Linked DNA regions of Homo sapiens: region 1 is linked to region 2. A link is a loop called in an ENCODE intact Hi-C map of the cell type or tissue named here. Cell type or tissue: heart right ventricle. All regions are shown on one strand. Links, peaks and the distances in the headings refer to the core of each region. The heading gives the core; the rest is flanking DNA.

Evidence for each region. Peaks named below come from ENCODE experiments on the same cell type or tissue, not always from the same donor. Only the 100,000 strongest peaks of a DNase experiment are listed, where the experiment ranks them.
Region 1: it touches region 2 in a loop (1.9-fold over the local background); 9 of 110 quality-filtered maps call a loop at or near these places.

Annotation. Positions count from the first base shown.
Region 1 is chr1:204,930,430-204,941,666 of GRCh38, forward strand. The region is part of intron 2 of NFASC (neurofascin); the gene reads left to right. Among named protein-coding and RNA genes, the nearest start is that of CNTN2, 110 kb to the right of the region's middle. In heart right ventricle, for the core only: no CTCF peak of the experiment used is centred there; no DNase peak of the experiment used is centred there; H3K27me3 peaks cover 583 bases.
Region 2 is chr1:204,857,210-204,868,446 of GRCh38, forward strand. All of the region lies in intron 1 of NFASC (neurofascin), which reads left to right. Among named protein-coding and RNA genes, the nearest start is that of NFASC, 34 kb to the left of the region's middle. In heart right ventricle, for the core only: a CTCF peak has its summit at 6,065; no DNase peak of the experiment used is centred there; H3K27ac peaks cover 668 bases; H3K27me3 peaks cover 395 bases.

The DNA.
Region 1 (11,237 bases), core at 1,330-9,329, 73 kb after region 2:
ATTGTACTGATTCATTGATGAGCTATTAAAATATCTCCCAGTAATAGGAAGTATCTGATAGGATGTCTGTCCACTCATCCCACGTGTGTTTATTGTACTGTCTCAGGAGAGACAAGACATGGACTCTGAGCTTAACATCAGAGTCTGATGCAGGAGATGGATTTGGGAATAAACTCATCCCATGAGGCAGGAGGAAATGACCAGTGGAACAGAGCATGGGGCATGCTAGGAAGCACAAGAGAAACTGCCACCCACTTTCAATGGGAAGGCAGCAACCCTGTTGTGGAGGGGTGGCCCACTTAGGGCCTTGGCAAAAAGGGAATTTGCACTGTGGAGAAGGAAGAGAATAGCATTTCTGGCGTCAGCAAAGTGGGAGCAGAGATGGCAGGAGGTGCAGAAAGCACGTGGCCTATACAGGCCTGGAGGCTGGTGTGGGGATATAGGAGGGCAGATGCTGGGAGAGGAGAAGCCACACAGGGGTCAGGAGCTGGGTCATACCAGGGCTTGAGGGCTGCTCTGAGAAGGCAGATTTTATCCCTCAGATTCCTGGATGACTTTTTCTGGACAAATCCTGGAGTTGTCCTGGATGACAAATGTAATAGAGGCTAGGCCCAGGCAGGACACACACTGGCTCCTTATTCTTTAAGAAGAAGAAAAAAAAAAGAATATGAATGAGAATGTAGTTATTATAATGTTAATAACCTGAGCTGCTCTGCAAACATTATTACTTTGTATTAGGAACAAATTTCTTGACAAATACATATGATCATTAGTTCCAACTAAAAGGAGCTGCTGCCTGTCCACATGGAACCCTCCATCCCAATGAGGGATAAATCTGAGCTCTTTTCAGATCTCCCGTGTACCCACATGCATACTCCTTAATTTTGTATACTTCTATTTCCTCCTATTTCAGCTCCTCTCTCTCAGTCCTGAACAAGTTGTTTCCAGGCAGCTGTAGTGATAAGCCCTGCTACATTTTTTTATCCCAATGCAGAATGGCTGAGTTTTGCATTGGCTCTGTTGGGCTTTTATTATCTCTTTGTTCCCCAACAATTTCCTGTGGCAGTGATGTGTGAATGTATTTCTCCCTTGGTTCTTGTAGTACTATTCTAGTCACTTGACTAGTTTATTCTAAGAACTAATTGCTGGCATGTGGCCTTGGTAGCAGTAATCTGTTGGTGTATCCCTAGGCACTAACTCATGTGCACAACCTTGGAATACCTGACGAACTGTTTCATTCATGGCTCTTAGACATTTCAAACTGAATATATTCTGTTCCATGCTTGTGATCTCCCTGCATCCCAGTGACTACCAGACTCACTCTCCCTTCTGTGTTCTTGGTGTCAATTATTAGAGTCATCCTAGTCCAGTTTCCCAAGCTAGAAACCTTGATGCCATCCTTCTTCTTGCTTCTACTACCGGTCAGTCATCAGATCCTATTCTAACACAAAAACAGTCCTCAACAGGCTTTGGAGAACATTAAACCATCCTTCTATCATGATCTCCCCTTTTCTCTCTCACTCTGACCAGGGCCACCTGTGGAATCTGGAAGAAGGCAAGTGAAGTGAAGCGGGAGAGGAGACATGGGCTGAGCAACCTCACTCTGGGCTTCACTCCCAGAATAAGGGGATACTATAAGGCAGAGTGTGGCCTGCAGCTAAGCCCCAGACCAGCCCCTGAGAGGCAGAATATAGGTCTCCGTTGGGTCAGGTTTACCCTATATTCAGAGAAAACATAAAGGTCTTGCTTTTAGTGACGTCACTTGAGTTTGTCAGGAAGGAATGCACTAAGAAAAAGTAAAAACAGCTTTATGTTCCTGTGCAGTATTTTATTTAGTTCTTATAACAACCATCTGAAAAAGTCAGTAATGCAGTAATATTTATTTCCATTTTTGAGATTTTTTAAAGGCTTGGAAAACAAGTAATTTGTAAAAGATAAGAGGCAGGATTGAAACCTTTACCTGGATCTTCCATTCCATAAATATTCCTTGCCAGGGACTATGCTGGCCACTCGGCACACAGGAATGAACAGGACACGGTGTCAGCCTCAAGAATTTCACTAAGATTGACAGCGTTTGCAAAAGGCATTTAAAAAAAAAAAAGAATTTCACAAAGTGGGGAGAAAGATTAAGTCAGAAGTTAGCAAACTACAGCCTCTGGGCCAGGTCCAGACCAATATCTGCCTGTTTTTGTCAATACAGTCTTATTGGAACTGAGACACGCCTGTTCACTCACTGTCTGTGGCTGCTTTCACACTGCGAAGGTAAAGTTCAGTAGTCGTGACAGAAAGTGCGTGCCTCACAAAGCCTAAGATAGTCACTATCTGGACGTTTACAGATGTTTCCCACCCTTAGTTTAAACATAGTTTTACCGCAGTGTGCCACATGCCCCAGAGAGGTAGATTTGTGGTTGAGTGGCACAGCAGGAGTGCAGGATTCTTCACTCGGCAGATGTCTGAGCAGAGTCTTGAAGACTGAGTAGGAATTGATCACATGGAAGGAGGAAAGATCCTTCCAGGCACAGGGGATCACATGTGTAAGGTATGGAGGCACAGATGGTGTGCTACAGCATGCAGTTAAAAAGCATTTGGGGTTGGTGGTGGGAGGGTAGCGGGGGCAGTTGGAGAGACCTGCAGGAGCCTGATCTCCAAAAACCTTGAGTGCTGCACTCAGAAGTATGGGTCTGATCTTATAGATTAATGGGATGATATGAAAGGGTTTTCAGAGGAGCACTGACATGATCAGATCAGGTGTTTAGAAAAGTCACTGGAATAGCAGCATGGAGAATGGATTGGATGGAGGAGACCAACTAGGAGGTTATTGCCGTAGTGTATGAGACATGTATGTGAAAGGTGAGATGGGGAGAATGCGGGGGAGATGGAGAATAAGCAACACTGGGAAGTAGACAGTCTGAGGGCCTTGATGCCTGGGTATGGGCTATGAAAAGGGGTGGGTTGTAAGGGCAATTCCCAGGTGTCTGGCTTGAATGACTTGGGTGGGTACCACCAACAAAGATGGGGACTGGAGATGGGGCACATGACCCCAATGGAGACACTGAATTTTAGGCAGAAGAAGAGAATCCGGCCATGGGATCAGTGTCACCATGGAGGCTATAAATGCCAGACCCAAGATGGGGCCTCAAAGTGATGTCTCAGAAGCCAAGGAAGAAAGAATATTAGGATAAATGGAGTGGTTAACAATTTTTAATACCTCCAGGAGGTTTGGCAAAATAAAGACTGAGAACACTAGATTCAGCCAGTGGGAGGTCAGGAGAGGAGAGTTAGAGGAGCATGAGGAGTGAATGGGAAAGGAAGAAGCCAAAAAAAAAAAGCTTTCAGAAGAGAAGAGATGGAGAAAAAAATTCTAGTATGCATATATAGGGAGGCTGTGGGATACAGAGAAGGATCTTTTTGTTATAAGATAGGAGAGGCTGGGCATGGTGACTCACGCCTGTAATCCCAGCACTTGGGGAGGCCAACGTGGGTGGATCATCTATGGTCAGGAGTTCGAGGCCAGCCTGGCCAACATGGTGAAACCTTGTCTCTACTAAAAATACAAAAATTAGCTGGGCGTGGTGGCAGGTGCCTGTAATCCCAGCTACTCGGGAGGCTGAGGTAGGAAAATCACTTGAACCCAAGAGGCGGAGGTTGCAATGAGCTGAGATCACGCTATTGCACTCCACCCCGGGCGACAGAGTGAGACTCCATTTCAAAAAAAAAAAAAAAAACAGATGAGAGAAACTTGAAGATGTTTCTCTGCTGAGGCAGAGAGCCAGTTGAGAAGAGTTTGGAAGTTCTGGGGAGAGCAGCATTTCATGGTCAAGGGCAGATCCATGCAGAAGCTGGGGCTGGTCCAGGTAGAGGTGGGCAGGAGGAAGGACACTTTTTATATACAGAAAGTGGCAGCATAGGTAGGCATCAACCAGCATTCTAAGGGCACTTCTGATTCTGACAGCACTGCCAGTTGCAAGTGATAGAAAATTCAACTCTAATTGGCTTGCAAATTAAAGAGAATTGTTAATGTAAATGTATATGTAATTAAAAACCCACAATAAGACTTGTTTCAGAAAATGTTCAATCAGTAACTCAAACAAGGACATGAAGGATTGAGTCTTCCTATGTCTTCTCTCTGCCTTCCGGGTTATCCTCAGATTTCACATGGAGACACCCTTTCCCACCCCCAACAGCTCCAGCCTCTCCTCTTACTGAAGATGACCACAGGGTCTTTTTCAGAAGAGAGGGGAAACTCCTCTTTCCCAGAGGTCTCAACAGAAGTCTTCATGAATCACATTGCCGCCTGCTGGAATAGATGCCCATTCCTAAACCAGTCGTGGTGGTGACAGGCTAGGAGATGGTAATTGGCTTAAACTAATCAGGGCCCAGCCCTGGAATTGGTGTAGGATTGCTCTGAGAAAGGGGTAGAGATGAATTCTCCGAAGAAAAATATGGGCACTGTGGACGGGAGGAGGATAGTATGGGTGCTGGCTATGCAGCCAGTAAATATGCACTAGAGTTCTCTGTGTGCTGGACGTTGTGCAGGTTGAACAAGACACTGTCTTAGCCTCAAGGAATTCATGGTGCAGTTGGGGAAACAGACAATTAATTGACACTGAAATCTAGCACTCATTATAGTGAATATATTCCAAAATGCTCTAAGAGCACTTAGGACGAGGACCTAATCCAGCCTTGGTGGGAAGGGATGGTGCCAGGAAAGTAAGGGAGACTTCCCAGAGGAGGTAGCACCTGACCTGAGCCTGGAAGATGGCAAAGAATTAGGAGAAAGAAGGAGAGCAGTAAAGGCAGACTAGGAAAGAAGAGTGATTGCCGTAAAGACAGTGTGGAAGTAAACAAAGATCACCCACATGAGAACAAGCGGAAGCTATTTATTCAGAGCTTGCTACAGCAAGGGAGTCAGCCACCATCACCTGCATTTGACAGAGACTCAGAGGCAGGCAGGGGAGTGGGAAAGCTTTGTCATGAGTGAAAGGAAGGCTCCAGATGTGTCTGGGAAACTGGAGATGGGCAAACTAGAAGTGGGCATCTTATGTGATTGGTTTGGGAACGTATTCAGCTTTCCTGGTCAGTTCTGAGTAGAAAGTGGCAGCAAGAAATAGGGGAGCTGACAGCACTGAGCAAGCCTGACTGTCCTGGGCTGGGTGCTGCAGAGCTTGTGTGTCAGGACTGTACTGTCATCTAGGGGCTGGCCAGCGTCTGATCTGTTCAGTCTGCATGGGGTATAAGTAGGAGTGATCCGAAATGGGATAGAGGAAGATGAGACTGGGCACCCCGGTCCTCAACACAAATGCAAAGGCTAGCGTGGGAAGGCTGGGGGATTTTCCAAGGCCAGCACTGCAGCCTTAGCCTGGCGTGTTCCTCCTCACACCCATGTCTTGCCGTTGCCCCCGTGCATCATGGCCACTGGGCACAGGGTTTTTGAATATGGAACATTAGGCTGCTGCACAGGGTTTCCAGTTCTTTCCTCCCACACTATCTTTATGTCAGTCACTCTCCTTTCCCAATCTGCCTTTACTGTGGTTCTTCCTTCACTCAACAGTCTTTTCTTCAAATAAAACCTTATATGAAACCCCAGTATAAAAACAGTCACTGTTGGCAGCTCTGGGGAGAGTGGGAGGGGGGTCCTGAGTCCCACCTGTTCTCCTCCTGCCCAATCCTCCTTGAAGAAGGCCCCTGAGTCATTTTCGGAAAACCCACCAGCTCCTCTGGACCCAATGTGAAAACCTAGCATTAACAGATTCCCTCTCTCTCTCTTTCTTTTTCTTTTTTTTTTTTTTTGAGATGGAGTCTTGCTCTGTAACCCATGCTGGAGTGCAGTGGCACAATCTTGGCTCACTGCAACCTCCACCTCCCAGGTTCAAGTGATTCTCCTGCCTCAGCCTCCCGAGTAGCTGGGATTACAGGCGTGCACCCCCACGCCTGGCTAATTTTTTATATTTTTGTAGAGATGGGATTTCACCATGTTGGCAAGGCTGGCCTCAAACTCCTGGCCTCAAGTGATCTGTCCACCTCGGCCTCCCAAAGTGCTGGGATTACAGGCGTGAGCCACCATGTCCAGCACTAACAGATTCTTAAGAAATCTTTAGCTCTGTCCTCACCCCTCTGGGTATTTTATGTTTTACCCCAGAGATGGCCATGAGGCTGGCTGCACAGGGTGGGGGTCTTGTTGAAAGAGTGTGGGGTGTCTGGTGTGCAGGCTGAGGGCTGGCCTCACTCAGAGGCTGTGGAGCCTCCTACCTGGCCTCCCCACTTCCACCCTGGCCCATTGACATTCTGCCCTCCATGTGGCAGCCAGAGTGGTCTTTACAAGCAAATCTCACCATGTCACTCTGGCTTCAAACCCTGCAGCCGCTTCCTATCATGCTTAGAATGTGCTTCAGGCTCCTTCTTTTGGCCTTCAGAGCTCTCCGTGAGCATGCCCTGGACTCTCTCTCTGACTGTGACTTGTTCCATTCTTGTCCTTGCGCCCTCCAAGCTCCAGCCATGCTGGCTTCTCTCAGTTTCTTGCATGGGGCAATGTGATTCCTGCCACAGGGCCTTTGCACAAGCAGCTCTTCTTGCCTGGGATGCTTTTCTGACCTGTCTTTGCAAGGTTAGTGCCTTCTTACCATTCAGGTCTTGGTCAGATGGCAACTTCTCACAGAGAGGCCTTCCTTGACCACTCGCTTCACTTTATTACATCACATCAATCACTACTGTGGTTTCTTTCTTTAAAAAAAAAAACACTTCTAGAGCAGTTTTAGGTTCAAGGTACAGAGAGTTCCCATGCACCCCATCTTCACACGTACACAGCCCCCTCCATTATCAACATTTCTTACCATACTAACGTGTTCGTTACAGTCGATGAACCTACATGGACACATCATTATGACCCACAGTCCACAGTTGATGTTAGGGTTCACTCTTGGAGTTCTATGGGTTTGGACAAATGTATTATATAATGACAAGTATCTACTATTAGGGCATCATACAGAGAAGTTTCACTGCCCTAAACACCCTCCTCTGTGCTCTGTCTATTCATCCCTCAACCTGCACCCCCAGCAACCACAGATCTTTCTAGTGTCTCTATAGTTTTGCCTTTTCCAGAATGTCATGCGGTTGTAACCACACAGTGTGCAGCCTTTTCAGACTGGCTTCCTTCACTTGGTAGTGTGCCTTTCCTTCATGTCTTTCCATGGCTTGGTAGCTCACTTCTTTTGGGCACTGAGTAATATTCCATTGGATGTACCTCCGTTTCTCCATCCGCTGATGGGAGAACGTCCTGGTTGCTTCTGTCTGGGTTTTGGCAAAATTATCAACAAAGCTGTTAAACATCCACGTGCAGGTCGGTTGTGTTTTCTCCGTTGCACTTATTGCTACTGGATTTTTGGTTCAACATATATTTACTGTCCTCCCTGCTGGGATGGAAGCTCCATGAGAGTAGAGGGACTTTGTCTCTTGTCCATGCATGTGTTCTCTAGAATAATCCCTGCCATCCAGTCGGCTATGTGAATGAATCCCTGCCCACTGCATGCAGCCCAAAAGTCTGAGATGGCTTTCCCTCCAGGAGACGAAGAGCTGCCAGCTGAGCCATGTCTCGACGCTGCCAGTCTTCTCTCCTTGTCACTTCAGATGTGTTGTGACCACCAGGACAGCCTGCCCAGAACGTGGCTGTGGGAATGTGAGGAGCTCCCGATGGCGACAGCTCGTGGGAGCCACGGGATCTCATCCATCTGCCAGGGACAGCTTGTGGAATCAACACCACGGGCCCCCAATGTGGGGAAAGAAACCAGGGCCCAGAAGAAAAGGAAAAACAGAAAAGCAGGCTGTGACCATGGATGCGTCATTATTACAGCCACTTACTACTCATATTGGTCATGTCGTGGAGGTGGACAGAATGCTTCCCTCATCCCTTTGAGCTCAAACCCACTCAGGGGCAGCAGCTGACATTTTTTAAGCATTTACGCTGTGCCCCATGCTTTACCAAGTGTTTTACATAGGAATTGTGTGATAAATCCTCACAGCAGCCTTCTAGAATTGGTGCTATTGTTATCCCCATTTTTCAGATGATAAATACAAAGCTTCCAAGCTTCAGTGCTTGCCCAAGCCCCCCACCCTGCCGCCGGCTCCCATACTTTTAAGTGGGAAGTGGCCTCAAACCAGGCAGTCTAACCATGCAGCCAATGCTCTCGAACTAGACAAGACACCACCATGTCCAGAGGTCTTCTACCAGGCAGATCATTAGCAAACTCACATGTGACATCTTGGACATTTTGAATCTGAATCACTCACAAGCCTTGCAGATTTAAAGGCCTTGTGTTCAGGCAGGTTGCCCATGTGTGTGGACCATCCCTGTGTGAGATAACAGGTTCTAAGAGCATTAAAAACAATCTACAACCTGATTTGGCCCCTGCCTAGAAGATTGAGGGCCCGGGAATCTGTATGTTTGAAGAGTGTCCAGGTGACTCTGAAAAGCATCCAGCCTTCCTCCTGTGTGGGAATGTTGTCAGTAACACACCTAACCAATGCCATTTGGAGTTTTTATGAAACAGTACTTAACATGGCAGAACATGTCACCTTCAGGTAGTTCTATTCTCTTTTCTTCCTGTATGGATGGATGTGTGTGTGTGTGTGTGTGTGTGTGTGTGTGTGTGTGTGTGTGTGTGTAGGGGGATTGGGAGACCTCAGATATACATGAGCTGAATTAATCATGTTCTCCAGTACTTAGTATACCATGCATCCACATAGGATTTATTTCTTTGTTGTATTTATTTTTGTTCTTTTCTGCACTCTCCCCCTGCCCCCTGCAATGAGCCCTCCTCTCATGTATTTTATATCCTTACAGCCTGCCTCTTATGTTATTATATATAAAAGGATCCTTCAAACATATCATATGTAGAGTATGTTTTTTCACTAATGGTATTGTGGCACGGCTGCATTTATCAGACAATTCTTCCTGTGACTCAAGGAAGCACCTGCCTTTCTGAAACATCCTCCTATTTGGTCCTAGCTTTGCCCCTGTGGAACTAAACAGAAAAATTCTACACTCTCTCCCAGCATGTGAATACAATCACTGTGGCCCCTCTTCTTCAGGCTCAACCTACCCCCTCTCCTCTACTTTCCCTCCTAGGATGTGGGAGTTTCCTGGTCCTCCCTGGGATGATCCCACTAGAACCAACCACCCCCACATCTGGATGTTGCACTTCTCTGCACCTAAGCAGTCACCTCTGGTGTGGTTGGAAGTGCTGGGAGAGGAACCCGAGAGGTGGCATGACTGGGCCCTAGGGCAAGACTGTGCAATGACTAAGGTTGAATGGGAAGTGTGGACTTGATTGCTGTAGGCTAGCAAGCCTGTCCCTTTCACCTTTCTTCCTGGTCATCAGGACAGGGGAACTGTAAGCCTTGCTGATGTAGGGGTACCTTCAGGCAGGGCATCTCTGCTGTCACTCTATGTTGGGTTCTTTGAGCTCAGTACTAGAACTCTCATACTCAGAAAGATGGTGGATTCATTCCTTCCTTTGACTTGGATGGAAATTTCCTCAGAATGGATGGCAGGGGTTGCAAACCATGTGCCTGCCTTCCATGCTGAGTGAGCCCAGCCTGGGGAGCTGAGGGCCCTATATGCTCACATCAAATAATCTGTCCTCTTCATCCTCTGTCCCATCTTTATGAGCACATAATGGAGGCCAATATTATACTTTTCTTTTTTGTTGAGGTGAAACATAAACCGTTTTAAAGTGCACAGCTCAAAGCCGGGCGCGATGGCTCACACCTATAATCCCAACACTTTGGGAGGCCGAGCTGGGTGGATCACCTGAGGTCAGGAGTTTGAGACCAGCCTGGGCAACATGGTCAAACTCTGTCTCTACTAAAAATACAAAATTTAGCTGGGTGTGGTGGCACATGCCTGTAATCCCAGCTACTTGGAAGGCTAAGGCACGAGAATCACTTGAACCCAGGAGGTGGAGGCTGCAGTGAGCCGAGATCATGCCACTGCACTCCCGCCTGGGCAACAGAGTGAGATTCTGTCTCAAAAATAAATTAATTAAATTAAGTGCACAATTCAGTAGCATTTGGTCCATTCACAATGTGTGCACCCACAACTCTATCCAGTTCAAAACATTTGCATCTCAAAAGGAAACCTCATACCCATTAACCAGTTTCCCTCCTTCTCCCTTCCCCTCTGCCTCTGGTCACCAAAGACAATCTGTGTTTTGTCTCAGTGTATGTATCTATTCTACAGATAAGACCTAGACATGTCATATCTATGGGATCATTCCCTGTGACCTTTTGTGCATGGTTCTTTCACCGAGCGTGTTTTCAGGATTCATCCATGTTGGAGCATGTCAGTATTGAATTCCTTCCTATGGCTGAGTCATATTCCAGGGTATATACATACTGGAATTTGTTTATCCATTCATTCCTTAGAGGACATGTGGGCTGTGTCCACCCTTTGGCTGTTGTGCATGATGCTGCTGTGAACATTTTGTGTACATGTACTTGTTTGATGCCTGTTTTTAATCCTTTTGCACATATACCTTAGAATTGCAGAGTCATATGGTAATTTTATGTCTAACTTTTTGAGGAACTGCCAAACTATACATTTCTTTTTTAAATAGCAACCTTACTCTGGTACTTTTCCTGTATATACAAAGAGAAAAATGGGTGGAAAATCCCTGGACTAGGAGTCAAGAAACCTGGGTTCTTTTTCTACCTTTGCCACTAACCAGCTAGGTAAACTCAAACCAGTCACTTCCCTTCTCTCGGCTTTTGTTTCTTCATCTGAAAAGAAAGGGGATTGGATGAATCTAGTGTTCTTTAAATTCTTTTCCTCTTGTAAGGTTTTGTTGGAAAAACTGGGTTCCAGAGAGGAAAGAGGGAGAGAATTGCTACACAGCTAAATGTGATTATCTTGAGATTCTTTTTCCACTCTATTGCTAAATAGTGAATTTAAAATATCCCATACAATTGGGCTTTTTTTTCTTGCCAATGTGTATCTGATTTAATGAATAGCTTCTGGCTTCCTAATTCTATCAAGAGTCCCAAAATAAAATATCCGTCTCTTTCCCTTCACTTCCTACTGCTTGGCAGCTCCTAAACCAAACATGGTGGTCGTGGAGCCCGGATGGGAGCCATCCCTGCTGCCCCTGCTGTGCCTTCCTCTATCGCAGGTTCCCTCAGCACTAAGGGTTCAGTTGCCTGATCTGAGTCTGGTCTTTGGAGATGTATAAGCCAAGGAGAGGCAT
Region 2 (11,237 bases), core at 1,943-9,942:
GACCCCTTACAATTTTACACACTGAACTCAGCACAGCAGGTGCCACCTTTTCCTCAAAGTGGGCCCAAAATCCCACCCAGCTTGGGCCAGGAGCCTTGGCCACTTCTCGATTCTGCTTCCCATACTTGCTCTGGCATCGCCAACCTTGTCTTCTCTTAGGTTGGGAGACTGGACTTGTAGAAGTTGGAATATCCTGCTGTGATGGTCATCGGAGCAGAATAACCCAAAATATATGCAGTTTCCTGCACGGCGTGCCCCTGCCTGCCTAGCAACAGGTCAATTGGCTGGTTTCTGGGCTGGGCTGTCCTGCCTGCCCCTCGAGTGCCCTCTGTCTCCCCTGTCGCAGCCCCCAGAATCCCATTGTGTGACCACGTGGGATCTCAAAGTCTGCTGACCCTGCTGCTGGGATGTTTTCAGTCCTGCTTGGGTGCCCCAAAATGTCAGCTGGCTTGAAGGGATGTACACTGCTAGTAGGGTGGTGTTTTTGTTTGCTAGGGCTGACAAAACAAAGTACCACAACCCTGGTGGCTTCAACAACAGAAACTTCTTTCCCCACAATTCTGGAAGCTGGAAGCCTGAGATCAAATTGTTGACAGGGTTGGTTTCTTTTGCAGGGTCCTCTACTTGGCTGCAGATGGCCACTTCTCCCTGTGTCTCCATGTGGTCCTCCCTCTGCAAATGTCTGTGTCCTAGTCTCCTTCTTCTTCTTCTTTTTTTTTTTTTTTTTGAGATGGAGTTTCACTCTTGTCACCCAGGCTGGAGTGCAATGGCGCGATCTCAGCTTACTACGGCCTCCACCTCCGGGGTTCAAGCAATTCTCCTGTCTCAGCCTCCCAAGTAGCTAGGATTACAGGCGCCTGCCGTAACCCCCAGCTAATTTTTGTATTTTTAGTAGAGATGGGGTTTCACCATGCTGGCCAGGCTGGTTTTGAACTCCTAACCTCAGGTGATCCACCTGCCTCAGCCTCCCAAAGTGCTGGGATTATAGGTGTGAGCCACCGAGGCTGGCCTAATCTCCTCTTCTTATAAGGATGCCAGTCATATTGGATTAAGGCCTACCCATGTGAGCTCCTTTTACCTTAATTACCTCTTTAAAGGTCCTGTCTCCAAATACTGCTCAGTCATATTCTGCACCCATACCGGGATAGAACACCAAATGTGCATAATAATAAGGGAGGGGGAAGGGCATCTGGGAGAGGCCTTGTGGTTCCTCTGGGCTCCTGTTTTGGTCTGAGTGACTCATCCAAGCAAATACAGAACAGGTGGAGGGGAAGAGAGTCATGATGGCAACGAAGAGGGCACTGGGGACTTCGGGGAGGTGGGAGAAGCAGTGTCCATGATCAATAATTTATTCCTGGATACTAGGCAGGAGGGCGTTGTCATGGCAACAGGCAGCTCCAGCAGGGACTCCTCTGGAGTCCCCTCTCCTCACTCCCTCCGCTCCCCCTCCTGCCTTCCCTGCTTTCTCTTGCCGCTTCCCTTCCTCATCATTTTCCTTGACTGTCTCAGGAGGCTTTTTGCGGAGTGGAGACTGCCTGCACCTGCTCCGTGTAGGAGCTCTGGGGCTCCCAACAGCCATGGCAGCTCCTTCCCCACCGGGGTCGTAACCCTGACTCTTCTTTCTGGAAAGACCCCAGTGAGGGGCCATCTCACTGATTCCCCACCGCCAGGCATCTTGCTTTAGTGGAAGCACACGGGGCACTCCTTTATCTCACAGCCGGTTTTACCACCCGTCTCTTGCCCTCCGCTATTCAGTTGAATGCACTGACTTTTTTTTTTTTTTTTTGAGACAGAGTCTTGCTCTGTCGCCCAGGCTGGAGTGCAGTGACGCAGTCTCGGCTCACTGCAGCCTCTGCCTCCCGGGTGCCAGCGATTCTCCTACCTCAGTCTCTTGGGTAGCTGGTATTACAGGCGCATGCCAACACGCCTGGCTAATTTTTATAATCTTAGTAGAGACGGGGTTTCGCCATGTTGGCCAGGCTGGTCTTGAACTCCTGACCTCAGGTGATCCACCCACCTCGGCGAATGCACTGACTTCTAACCATGCTCTGCTCACTGTGCCAGGTGCTTCTGTCCTCAGAGAGATCCCCCAAGCCAGGCAGCCGGGCAGGGTCTTCCCCCGCCTTAGCCCCTAGATGGGACCATCCTTGGGACTGCTCATCATTGGCCACAGCAGTTGGTCCTTCATCTCTTCCTCCTGTCCTCAGTGGATGGGAAGATGCCAGGAGCATATGGCCAACCAGAAAGTCTGTGTACCTCACTATACTGTAAGCTCCATGGCAGGGATTCTGTCCTTAGTGCCACATAGTGGGTGCCCAGTAAATTATCTGTGCTATATTGTGGAAAACATGAGACAGGTCTGAAGGATGTCTGAGACAACAACTGGGTCTTGGGTCTCTAAACCAATATTTCCCAGAGGCTGGGTCTTGGGTCCCGCAGCTGCACTGAAGGAATCCATTGAATATTTAAAGTTGTTTTTTATGCACATTAAAATTCACTGCTCCCATAATTTACTGGCTGTAACAACTAGTAAGGGATCTGGGCCTAAAATAACCATTTAAGACTTAATGTTATTAGTCTTGTAATTGCTGCTAAGGGTCTTGTCTTTTCTCTGAGTTTGTAAATCCTCATGCACAAAGATTAGGAAAACATACCCCTAAGCTGGAGGGCGCCAAGGGGACTGGGCAGTTGGAGACCAAACTCAGCTGCCTTCCTGATGTGTTGGTTTCCTAATAAAGCCTTGAGCTGGGGGTGCAGATATAGCCGTGGAGCATCTGTGAGCATCCTTGGGGATCAGGGAAGAAAGGGAGGGGTTACCCGGCAGAAGAGTGTGGCGTGGGCTGCCCTCATGACAAGCAGCTGCCAGTGGAGAAAAGAGCCTTATCTTCAGGGAAGGGACAGCTCCTTCCCAGCCTACAGGCTCACACCCTGATGGCCCAGGAGAGATAGCAGTGATGTTGTAATCAAATGGCCATGATACTGCAGGCAGGGATTAGAGTCACCAAGAAAACTAGCTGTATTGGAAATGTCTTCCTCTGGCTTATCTCAGGAACTGTTCCTGCTTCTCCCTGCAGGGGATCATTTTCCAACATGCCTGTCTCTAGTCCTCATCAAAAAGCATTTATGAAAGGCCTGATAAGTTTTGGTGTGGTGAGAGGTCAGGGCACATGGGCTGACTGTCACTGGAGTGTGGGCCAGTGTCCCCTGTGCCACCCTCACTTGTCTGCCACCTGTGAGGGTCTCAACACTGCTGCCTGTGAGAGCTGCCAACCAGAGCCATCAGCTGCTGCTCTCCCATACCAGAGCTCTCCTAGCAGAATTTAGCACAGAAATTCTGCCCACTTCTTTTTTCTTTGGGGAAAAAGGTAAAATACACTTAACATAAAATTGGTTAAAATTTACCGTTTTAAAGTATGCAATTCAGTGGCATTTAGTACATTTACAATGCTGTGCAACCACCACCACTATCTAATTCCTTAAGACTTTTATTACCCCAAAAGGAAACCCTCTACCAATGAAGTGGTCACTTCCCATTCTTTCTTCCCTTTAGCCCCTGGCAATCATTAATCAGTTTTTTCTCTATAGACTTGCCTATTCTGGACACTTCATGTCAGTGGAATCATATAATATATGGCCTTTTGTGGACTTAGTATCATGTCTTCAAGGTTTATCCACATTGTAGCATGGATCAGTTCTTCATTCCTTTTTGTGGCTGAATAATACTCAATTATCTATATATGGCACATTTTTATTTCTCCATTCATCCATTGATGGACCATTTGGGTTTTTTTTTCTACCTTTGAGCTATTGTGAATAGTGTTGCTATGAACATTTTTGTGTACAAGTTTTAGTTTGAATACTTGCTTTCCTTTTTTTTTTTTTTTTTTTTTTTTTTTGGAGACAAGATCTCATTCTGTCATCCAGGCTGGAGTGCAGTGGTGCAATCATCTGTCACTGCAGCTTTGACCTCCTGGGCACAAGCAATCCTCCCACCTCAACCTCCTGAGTAACTGGGACTACAGGCATGCACCACCACACCCAGCTAATTTTTGTATTTTTTGTAGAGATGAGGTTTCTCCATGTTGCCCAGATTGGCCTGCAACTCCTGAGCTCAACTGATCCACCTGCCTTGGCCTCCCAAAGTGCTGGGATTATAGGTATGAGCCACTCCACCTGACCTGAGCACTTGCTTTCAATTCTTCTGGGTATATACCTAGGAGTGGAATTGCTGGGTCATATGGTAATTCAACATTTGGCTTATTGAGGAACTGCCAGACTCATCTCACTTCTTTTTTTTTGAGACGGAGTCTCGCTCTGTTGCCCAAGCTGGAGTGCAGTGGCGTGATCTCAGCTCACTGCAAGCTCCGCCTTCAGGGTTCACGCCATTCTCCTGCCTCAGCCTCCCGAGTAGCTGGGACTACAGGCTCCTGCCACCACGCCCGGCTAATTTTTTGTATTTTTAGTAGAGACGGGGTTTCACCATGTTAGCCAGGATGGTCTCGATCTCCTGACCTCGTGATCTGCCCACCTCGGCCTCCCAAAGTGCTGGGATTACAGGCGTGAGCCACCGCACCCGGCCTCTTCTCACTTCTTGACACATGCCAGTCTGTGTCTTCTTTTGAGCGAGTGGACAGCCTCCCTGTACCCACTCCAGACTCATGAACTTTGGCAGCCACTTTTGGTTGGTTTCTGGTTCTTAGCCTCTGGTCAAGACGCAGTGACATGGGTGGACACAACATGGGGATCTAGCATTAACAATGGGGTGATTTCTAATTATTTTTAGTGGTGTTACCAGATCTTATTTACTCATACATGTGCTGTCCTCTGAAACTGTACCATGTTGTGGGCTGCATATTTGTTCCTATAATGAAGCCAGTGCTCAAAACCTTGTTTCATCCTGTGTAGGAATAGCCTTCAGAGTTCTTGCCTTGATAATCATTCTTTGCTTTTGACACTAAACAGTATTCCCAACTGCATCACCCACCATCTTTCCCATTCTTGGCTCTATCTTTCAACTTAAGAAAAAAAATTACCATCTACCCTCATAGGATAAAGATTTGTCACCATGGGGTCCCATCAAAAGAATATACTGTAGGCTTGAAAGCAGTTCCAAAAGAAAAGCTTCTGAAATGTTCTAAGCACTGGTGGGTGCATTGTTGGAATATGTATATAGCTTCCCAAGGGGACTTCTTTGAAGGAGACAGCACTAATTTAAATGTATAAATTCTGGTGTGTTCATTTAAAAGATCAGCTGGAAGGCTTTATAGGCATATAATAAAAAGTCGATGTGAATGGTTATTGAATTATGTACACCTCCAGGAAATCAAAGAAAGAGTTTTACTTTAGGAGTTTTAGAGAGATCAAGTTTAAAATATAACCTGGGAGTTTGGTGGGATGGTTAACACAAAATAGTATTACCCAGCTGCTAGAGAGGAGAAGGGTCAGTGGGGAGACCAAAGGCTTGGAACAAGCATCTCATCTTCATAAGGGTTAGGAGGTCACTTAGGTAGTCTGGCTAGGAAGGGGAAGTTGCTATTTTTATTATTCTTTATCTTTGGAGGGCAGTGTGAGGAGGGAGGCTGGTGAGAAGTACAGGTGAACTGGAACCTTGGTGAGTTAAGTTTTTAAATTTTTTAAATAGCACATCTCTTGCTATAGCCTAGACTACTCAAGGCTTCCCTGTAAACTTCAAATATTTTAGCCAGCTTTGGAAGCCTGGCAGAGAAGCTTTGGACCAAGCACTTAGGCCAATGTGCTGGGTGTGTTTGACCTACTGGATGTGGTGCTTTTCCTCCTCGTTCAAAAACTAAAGTCAGCACAGAATGGGGTAGAAGTAAAGTCATCTGGAGAGTAGACTGGAGGGAAGTGATGGGTCAGAGTTTAGTCTGGTTCTTTCGAGATTTCAGAGGTACACTGGAGACTGGTGACACTGTCCCTATTTGACAACCAGGCCTGGGAAGTGGATGACAGGGTCAGCGGAATTTCAGAGCCAAGAATAGATCCCCAGCTCCATGCCATCACCACAGTAACTCACTCCGGAGTTTGAAGAATATCGCCCTCTGGGGAAATAGCGCTTCTGAAAACTGTTTCATGTCTTTGTCTCATTTATCCCAGCAATCATTTATTTGGGGTCAGATATTGATGGATTTGACAGCAAAGCAGTGAAGGATGTTGCAGTGATTTTTAAAAACATTTTTATTGTGATGAAACACAGTTGTCTATATAATAGAAAACTTGCTATTTCAACCATTTTGTAGACATACAACTCAGTTACATTTAGTATATTCACAATGTTGTGTAACCATCACTACTTTTCTGTTTCCAGAACGTTTTCACCCCAGACAGAAACTCTGTAACCAGCCAGGCGCAGTGGCTCAGGTCTGTAATCCTAGCACTTTGGAAGGCCGAGGGGGGTGGATCAACTGAGGTCAGGAGTTCGAGACCAGTCTAGCCAACATGGTGAACCCCGTCTCTACTAAAAATACAAAAATTAGTCAGGCGTGGTGGCGGGTGCCTGTAGTCCCACTACTCGGGAGCCTGAGCCAGAAGAATTGCTTGAACCCAGGGGGCAGAGGTTGCAGTGAGCCAAGATCGCGCCACTTTACTCCAGCCTAGGTGAAAAAGCAAGACTCTGTCTCAAAAAAAAAAAAAAAAGAAAGAAGGAAAAGAAAGAAAAGGAAGGAAGGAAGGATGGAAAGAAGAAAGGGAAAGGAAAGGAGGAAGAAAGAGAGAGAGAAAGAGAGAAAGAAAGAAAGAGAAAGAAAAGAAAGAAAGAAAAAGAAAGAAACTCTATAACCATTAAGCATTAACTTCCTATTATCTACTCCTCCCAGCCTTTGGTAATCTTGAATCTACTCTCTGTCTCTACGAATTTGTCCATTACATTACATATATTTCACATAAATGGAATCATACAGTATTTGTTCTTTTGTGTCTGGTTTATTTCACTTAGCATAATATTTTCAAGGTTGAAATGTATCAGAACTTCATTCTTTTTTATTGCTGAATAATATTCCATGGTATGAATGCACACCGTTTTGTTTATCCACTCATCTGTTGAGGACACTTGCATTGTCTCCATCTTTTGGCTGTTGTGAACAATGCTGCAGTGAATATTGTATATAAGTACCTGTTTGAATTCCTGTTTTCAGTTCTTTTGGGTATACACCCAGGAGTGAAATTGCAGGGTCGTATATTAACTCTTATGTTTAACTTTTTGAGAAACTACCAGACTGTTTTCCAAAGTGGCTGCACTATTTTACATTCCCATCCAGCAGTGTACAAGTGTTCCAATTTCTCCACATCCTCACCAACACTTGTTATTTTTCATTTTATTGATTATAGCCATCCTCTACACATCCTATAGTAGGTGTGAAGTGGTATCTCATTGTTTTGATTTGCATTTCCCTATAATGATTAATGATATTGAACATCTTTTCATGTGCTTCTTGGCCATTTATGTGTCTTCTCTGGAGAAATGTCTGTTCAAAGTTCCTTGCTGTTTTTAAATTGGCTTTTGGTCTTTTGTTGTGGTTATTGTTGTTGGGTTTTAGGAGTTCCTGATATAGCCTGGATATTAAACCCTTATTAAGTGGAATAAGCTGTATCTTCACAGCACAAACCCTCAGCCTACCCTAGAGAACCTTGGGATTTGCATCTGTTTTCTCCCGTTCTGTAGGTTGTCTTTTCACTTTATTGATAACATCCTTCAATACATAAAAGATTTACATTTTGATGAAGCCCAATTTATCTCACCTTGTTGCTGGTGCATTGGTGTTACATCTAAAAGTCCATTAACAAACCCAAGGTTATGAAGTTTTACTTCTAGTTTTCTTCTAAGAGTTTTATGGTTTTAGCACTCATATTTGGGTTGTTGACCCATTTTTGACTCAGTTTTTATATATATTAGTGCCCCTTTATCCATGAGGGATACATTTCAAGATCCCCAGTGGTTGCCTGAAACCATGGGTAGTACTGAACCCCATATATACTATGTTTTTTCTTATGCATACATAGCTATGTTAAAGTTTAATTTATAAATTAGGCACAGTAACAGATTAACAGCAATAACTAATAATAAAATAGAAAACTTATACTGTAATAAAAGTCATGTGAATGTAGTCTCTCTCTCTCAAAATATCTTAATGTACTGTATTCACCTATTTTCAGACCACAGTTGACCTTGGGTAACAGAGACCTCAGAAATCAAAACTTTCAATAAGGCAGGGGGGACTACTGTAGTGTGAGGTTTGTAGTTTGGGGTATAACTTCATTCTTTTGATGTGGAAATACAGTTTTCCTAGCACCATTTGTTGAAGAAACTGTTCTTTCCCCATTGAGTGGACTTGGTACTCTTGTCAAAAATCAGTTGACCATAGAAATATGGGTTTATTTGTGGACTCTCAATTCTATTCCATTGGTATGAAAGTTTTTCCTTATCCCACTACAACACTGATTTGATTACCATAGCTTTGTAGTATGTTTTGAAATCAGGAAATGTGAGTCTCTGACTTTATTCTTCTTCTTCAAGATTGTTTTGCCTAGTTGAGGCCTCTTGCAATTTCATATGAATTTGAGTATAATCATTCTTGAGCATAGTGCTGGCTTCTGTTGGCTGAATACCCAGAGGTAGAACTGTGGGGCCACAGGATAGAAGTATGTTCAGCCTTAGTACACACCGGCAGTTTTACAAAGTGATTGTGCCAATTTACCCTTCTGCCAGCAGTGTATGGGAGTTCCATTTGTACCACACCCTTATCAATATTTGATATGCCAATCCTTTTGTAAAATTTAACCTTTCTGGTAGACTGCCCTAAAATTATGAGTCAAACATTGCTATCTCCTTCAAGGGGCAGCCAAAGTGCAGTCATCCACAACTTTGCTCAAGTGGACTTTCTCCTAGCACTGGGTCTTGGAGATTGCTTCTTGCTTCCTTCCCCATCAGCAGCAATCAGGGTCTAGCTCAGGTCCGGAGGCTGGAGCTCTGGCTGGTGGAAGAGGCAGAATAAGCTGTATCCTCACACTGCCAAACCTCAGCCCACCTGAGAGAATCTTGGGATTTGGAGTGTGTGCGTAGTGGGGGCAGAGAGGATGATCAAGGGATGCTAAAGGAAAAATGGTAACTGGATGCCGTCTTGGCTGCAGGAGTTGGATATGATTCCAGTGTGGATGGGGCTTTTGGAGCTATGCCGAGCCCTTGAGAGGTCAGTTCTTAGGTAACCATGCTTCCAAGAATTAAGAAGCTGGCAGACCTGTCTCATTTGACCTTGAAAAGGCTCTTTCAGCTACCGATCCTGAGTCCAGAAAGGGTAAAAGGCTTTTCCCAGCCCTACAGCACCCTGGGGCTGGAAACTCTCAGGCCTGTGCCTTATACTTGCTCAGCTCTAAAGGCCCTGAGGCAGTGAGCACTCTTTCCACTCACAGCTTGCTGCATAGGTGAACTCAAGTTTAGTAAACATTCACTGCAAGCCTGTGTGTGCAATACATCAAACTAGGCACCTTGGAAGCTGCAAAGGACATAATATGAACTCCCTGACTATAAGTTTTTCATCATCTGGTAGAGGAGGAAATATCTGCACATATCATTACAATGAATCTTTGCTTAGTGATGGAGATACATAATGTCCTTTGGAAGCCAGGGCAGGAGAGTTCATGTCCCACCTTGAGAGATTTGGTGTACCATATCCATGGTTAGTGCGTGGACATGAAGGGTTGGATTGGCTTCCTGGAGGAGGTGGCATTGGTACTGGGCCTTAGAGGATGAATAGGATTTGTTGGGCAAATTTTACTCCAGAGATGGAGTAAAGGAATTGTAGGCAAAGAAACAAAAAAAGCAGCAGTGTAGATGTTACTATCCTGGACATTTGGAGAAAAACAGGTGCAGTCGGATTACTGAATGCTGACAAGGGGGGACCCCTAGATGTCAGCCTGGAGGAGCTAGATTTGATTTTGCAGAAACAGGGAGTCCCTGTTGGATTTGCACATGGAAGATTTATTTAGTGTTGCTCCTAATTGGAGAGCATTCTGGTAACAACAGGGAGACCATGGGACTGCTCCACCCACACAGAAACAGAAATACAATACCCATATCCAGATAGGCATATGTGCCCACAAACACACATACAGGAACTAGGACAAACAAACACACTGAGACCTAGAGACCCACATATCAAAACACATAGTCATACTATCAGAACTCACCACACACACACACACACACACACACACACACTACACAATCCGTAAACCCAAGAAAACACATATTCAATACCACACACATGTCCTGAATACCTATAGACACATGAAGGCTGACAGATGCCCACATGTACTGAGTCACACTAAGGCACACACATATAAGTCAGATAGATCCCCTGTGCCTGATATACACAAACGCCCACCAAGCCTGGCAGGTATACATGCACATTTAGACTTATACATACACCAACACGCTTACACACACACACACGGCCAGAACATGCTCACACTCACTGAAGCCCCTCCCCAGAGACACACATGCTATCTGCGCACTCATGGTCACACGCTCATGCATAGGCACAGCCACAGGCAGACCCACATAGCAGCCACTCCAAGCAGAGACAGAGACAGGCCCTGGCGGGTACCGACTCAGCCCATGGCTGCCTGGTGGCACCTCACACCCTCCTCCAAGGCTCTCTTCTAAATGACTTGTCTCTTGGCTTCCAGCCCTGGGTCATCCTGGGGTCTCAGCCCTGGACAGGCCCTCGAGGCAGTCACATCCTACCTCCTACTCAGTGCTGAGATTTCTAAGCTCCTCTGACAGGGTTACCCAGCTTCTGCTTAAATATTTCAGACAAAATACTTTGTGGTGACAAGTTTCCCGTTGTAATAGCGTTCACTTTCCACGCTGGGAAATGGGGATTATGCACCCAGGGATGAGACTGGACCCTTCACTGCAGTAGTTACAGTCAGTGAGCAAATCCAGCTGGACGGCCTCTGGCCTGCTCAGTCCACCCTGTCCCCAAGTCCCTGTGGGCTGCACTTGGCCACAGGATCAACAGTTCCCCTAAGTCATTGTATTGCTGATCTCTTCTGGTGTGGGAGAGCAGGTGGGCTGGATGTGGCACACCAGACCTCTTTGGAGGGAGCTGTGGCTGGCAGGGGAGTAAGCCTTGGGGAATCGGAGGAGCACGACCTGGCTGCCCTGCCTAGGATGCCTAGGACATGCTGGCGCTCTCCCCCAGGCAGGCCAGCTGTTACTA